Linked DNA regions of Homo sapiens: region 2 is linked to region 1. A link is a loop called in an ENCODE intact Hi-C map of the cell type or tissue named here. Cell type or tissue: Caco-2. All regions are shown on one strand.

Region 1 (2,500 bases):
GGTGCGGGGCATGGGGGCAGACACCCCGTGGGAGATCTCACCACAAGCCCAGAGAGGGTCTCCCTGTTAAGAATCTTCTTTCTTCCTTAAGCTGCCCCAGGCACCGGGAGGGTGAATCTGATTTCTGGACTCAGCCCCATAGCTGAGGGGGTGGGGAGTTGCTCTAGGGGGGGCTCACCTTGGGGGATAAAATGAGAAATTGCATGTGGGGTGCTTGGCACTGATGTGCTAGGCCTTTTGCACACTTAACCTCACTGTGCTTACAAAGTGATGAGGTCACCCCCACCCCAAAATCCCAGTATCACCGTCTTTCTAACCCTCCTGGGTGCCACTATTGCTCCATTTCAGGGGTGGGTTACCTGAGGCTCAGGGTAGTTCTGTGACTCCTCCAGGTCACGAAGCCGGCAGGGCTGGAACAGAGATTTGAACTAGGGACTGCCTGACTCCCCAGCTCCATGGACTCCACTACATGGGTTGCCCCCTGTCAGCAATACTTTTTTGGGCTGGTCCATTAATAGTTCAGGCTCTGCTGAACAACTAACACACATTCCCATGTCCGCATCATGCCCCTTCTCAGATGAGAACCTGAAGGTCAGAGCCCTCAAGTGACGTGCCCAGTGAGGAGGGCGCACACCTAGCAGTGCTCAGACTTCAGAGCTGACAAGGTCTGTTCTTCCACCCTGTTCCTCTAGACACCCCTGCCATGTCAGGGGGCCGAGGAGCCCTTTCAGAAAGTGTTAAGCCAAGAGGGCTGCTTGGAGGAGCATCAGATAAGTCTGAGGGCAAATCTGCCTCTCAGCCTTTTCTATAAAATGGGCTCCCAAGCGCAAATACATCAGCAAGCCTCAAAAAGAGGAACATTGGCAACCTCTGTTTACTGCCTGTAACAGCCCATCCCAGGCAGGGCCCCTTGCACAAGACTCTATCTGGAAGCAGAACTCACATTCCAGCCTCACGGCAGCAGGAGCCTCATTTCCCAGGTGCTTTGACTACTCATTAACCAGGAGGAAGTCCCGGGGGAAGGGGAAGGGGCTGGGCCCAGAGGCCGTTCCCAGCCTGAGGAAGTGGGCTAGAGTCAGCTCAATCAGGTTCAAATCCTTCCCAGCTGTGTAGTCTTGGAAACAATCAATTCATCTCTCCAAGCCTCAGTTTTCTGATCTGTACAATAGGGATGACATCAGCGCCCACCTCACAAGGCTCCTGAGGAGGCTGTGCATGAGTCTGTGACGTGTTTAGCAGTGCCTGATGTGCAATAAGCGCTCAATGAATTTCTCATATTTTTTCAAAAAGAGTAAGAGCACACCCACTTCTTTGGGTTGACAGAGTTAACACAGTAAACCTCTCGGCAGTATATGAGCATGCTGAGTCCAGGAAGCGGTAGCAATCATTATTATTGACGTCTATAACTATTATGATGACGCCTGTGGAGGCTGACGTCGAGTAGGTCACCTCCATGCCTGCCCAGTGGCTGGCTGGGTACACACCCCTGCCCGATGTCACAGCACAAAGAATATGTCTCCATGGGGTGGGGCTGCTTGTGACCAAGCAACCTAGGCCAGCTGAGCTTGATGAAAAGGAAGGACTTGGTCCAGCTGCTAGCAGCAGCAGGTTGAGGAGCTCTGGGCCACAAACAAACGCTTGCCTAGTCCCGGCTTCACAGGGGACCCCACTCCAACCAATCCGAACCCTGGACCAGTGGGAGCTTAACCTTCCCCCTTAGAAATTTCTGCCCAGGAAGCCAGGGTTTTCTAATTCCAAAGCAGAGTCCACAGTGGGTCTTGACATCAATGTAAGGGGTCAAGGCCATCTTTTTTACTAAAGGAAGACAGAGCAGACCAGAGCACAGCAGATGGCGAGTACGAGGATGATCTGAGAAACTTCAATTTCAGGGTTTGAGTTTGACGTGTGTGTTTGTGTACATGCACACGCAGGCCACATCCCATTGTAAAATGTATTTAATGAACGCTGAGGATTAAATAAGACTCTGAAAGCCCCTAGAGCAGGCAATGTCTTAATCAGCGAAGGAGACATCCCTTAAACCCTTTTTAAAAACATAATGACGATCCTGAACTAAAAGAAAAATAAGGCTGCTGTAAACACTGAGACAATCAGTGCAATGCCATTAAGATCCACAGATAACAGAATCACGTCAATGTTAAATCAGTGTCCTGGGGTAGATAACTGTGCTAGGGTTATATAAGAGAATGGCCTTGCTCTTTTTTTTTTTTTTTTTCGAGACGGAGTCTCGCTGCGTCGCCCAGGCTGGAGTGCAGTGGCACGATCGCGGCTCGCTGCAAGCTCCATCCCCCGGGTTCACGCCATTCTCCTGCCTCAGCCTCCCGAGTAGCTGGAACTACAGGCGCCCGCCACCACGTCTGGCTAATTTTTTGTGTTTTTTAGTAGAGACAGGGTTTCACCGTGTTAGCCAGGATGGTCTCGATCTCCTGACCTCGTGATCTGCCCACCTTGGCCTCCCAAAGTGCTGGGATCCCAGGCGTGA
Region 2 (2,500 bases), 190 kb after region 1:
ATTTCTGCTACCAAAGGAGGCGGTACAGATGTTTCTGCAATTGGAGGAGGGAGTATAGGTCAATTCTTATCCTCCCTCTCCTGTTTTTTATTTTCAATTGGAGCTGTGGGTGGGACAACATATTCTTTCAGATTTAGATTCAGCCTGCTCTCCTGCAGAATAAGAAGAAGATAATGTCAGAAGTACAGTATGAACTGAACTCCAAGTGAAGAAAACAGAAGAATCAACTTTAAGACCTTTTTGATGAGCCCGTTTTAATCCTTCTCGTGCTCTGTCCCAATTTTCCACATCAAGAGTGCCTGCCTGGGGAAACCATGGGTTATGCATAGTAACATTTTGTGGCTTCTGCAGGAGGTTAGTTAGTGCCTGCGAATTAACCTGAGCTCCAGACTGTCTCAACAGAACTTTAAGCAGCTGCACATAATGTTTGTCTTCAACAGACAAATTCTTCCCCTTGTTAGCCTGATTCAGAAAACTTCCGGTTCCCAGCACTTCCTTAAAGCACTACTCCCAGTACCTCCTTAGGGCACTGACCTTATATCCGCTGCTGGCAGACCCGGCCCGGCATCCCTGTTCACCTTTCAATTTCAGTTCCTCTGCTCCGGCAGACCTTCTTCGTTCATGTCCTCATAGTCCCTGTGTTCGGACTGTTGCCTGTTCAAGTGCCACTTGTAGCCTGCATGGACCTAGGGGGACTGAACCAAGGGGGCGAACCTGGGAATAAAAGACAAGAGACAAAAGAGTATATTTGGAAGAAGGGGTCAGGGGGCACCTTGCCTCTAGTGGACAAGGACCCTGAGCTTTACACAGCCCTCCATATTTATTAGGCAAAAGAGATAGTGAGAAGAGGGGTGGAAGAAGGGGTCAGCTGCTCAGTCCAGAGTAGGCTTGCAAGACTGCATTCCTCGAACAAGAGGCTCTAGATGTCACCATAGATAACCTCAGTACCAGGGAGTGATTGCCTCCAGCAAACCTTCTGTCGGCAGGAGCAGTCGTGAGTTTGCCCACATCCTGCATTCATGATAAACAGTTTGCTGTTTGATCATATAGCCTCCAGTGGAATGCCGAGTTGGTCATTTCCCATGGGCCTTCGGCTCCCTGCAATAAAACTATGAGCAGTGATTGAGGACAGGACTGGAGGCAGGCTGGGCTCAGATACTGCAGGTTCTGGTAGACTGTGTTAGGGAGGCTTTTGTTGTTATTACTCATTCCAAGTACAATGGGCAGCAATTCAGTGAGCAAACTGTTATGTCTGTCGAAATGGCCCATTTTTCTGTGCTTGAAAAAGAAGGAAAACAGTCAGAAGCAAGACACTAGGCTTCCTCGAAGGAAGGAGGAGAGACGTGGGGCATCTTATCCTGGGCTCCCCAAGAAGCAGACCTTCAGTCACGGATTTGAGTGCAAGTAGTTTATTTCATGCCAATCAGTACTGTAGGGGAGTGTGAACCGAGACAGAATGCAAGGAGGCAAGAAAGGAATTGTTAACATACAACCTACCCCCGTGAGTACGTGGAGCCAGTGGAGGACACAATGATATCCTGACGTCCTCCATGACATCTTATCTGAGGTTGGGCTGGTCGAGGGCTGCAGTTGGGGATATGGCATTAGTACTCTAGGCACTTCTAGGCTGCCATGCCTGTGGTTACAGCAGGCTCCAGCAGCCAGAGGAAGCCCTCGGCAAAGAGATGCATGTGTTGGGATATAGAAGTCAGGCCAGCTTGTGTAGGAATGCTGAGACCTGGGGGATACTGCTTTCCCATATTAAGTCCACTCCCTCCTGATACTGCTTCTTTCAGGATTTTGCCTGTCACAATTTCTACAAAGAAGTTAAGAAAGAGGGTTTGTGAAACAAGCTACAGACCCCATCAATTACCATGAATTCTAAGGTCATCATTGGTGTTCATTGTCCCTGTGTGTCACTACTCATTCTGCATAGCCCTCATACTTGACCACCACTCCTGCATATGAGCTTGCTGGTCTGCTGAGGTAACTGGGTCATCATCCCTAGAGGTTTGAAGCCCTGGTCACTGTGCACTGGGCAGACTATCATTGCTGCAATTGCCCATAAGTGTTGTCATTGGGCTGTGAAACACCAAAATGAGCCCCACTGAATCCCCTGAGCTTTGGGGCATCCTCTTCTCTGACCCCACTATCTAGCAGCAGTGCTATTTCCTCATGATAGGCAGAATCTGATATTCCTACAAGTGTAAGAACTCCTTTCTTTGCCTACTGCTCTGTTGGCATGAGAAACCTAAAATGACAAGGAGCAGCTACAGCTTTAGGCATCCCTGGGATAAGTATCTTCTCCCCATCAACCCCAGACATGCTGAGGGACCAGCATTACTGGTCCAGTGGAGCCTAAAGTTAAAGGTATTCTTGAGATGAGTCACTGTGTACAATGGTGATGGGGCCACTTTTATTTCCACTGCTTGTTTCCCATGTAGTCTATCTGATGGGGCTCCAGCTCCACATAATGCCTGCTGTTTTGAAGTGCACGTTG

What was found. Peaks named below come from ENCODE experiments on the same cell type or tissue, not always from the same donor. Only the 100,000 strongest peaks of a DNase experiment are listed, where the experiment ranks them.
Region 2: it touches region 1 in a loop (13-fold over the local background); 2 of 110 quality-filtered maps call a loop at or near these places.

What each region holds. Positions count from the first base shown.
Region 1 is chr3:14,417,466-14,419,965 of GRCh38, reverse strand. The region is part of intron 2 of SLC6A6 (solute carrier family 6 member 6); the gene reads right to left. Among named protein-coding and RNA genes, the nearest start is that of SLC6A6, 16 kb to the right of the region's middle. In Caco-2, no CTCF peak of the experiment used is centred here; a DNase peak (open chromatin) is centred at 965.
Region 2 is chr3:14,223,661-14,226,160 of GRCh38, reverse strand. LOC105376958 (a long non-coding RNA gene) reads right to left here and starts at 1,451. Exons shown (of 2, transcript XR_940606.3): 1 at 535-1,451. In Caco-2, no CTCF peak of the experiment used is centred here; DNase peaks (open chromatin) are centred at 600 and 1,070; H3K4me3 peaks cover 1,353 bases.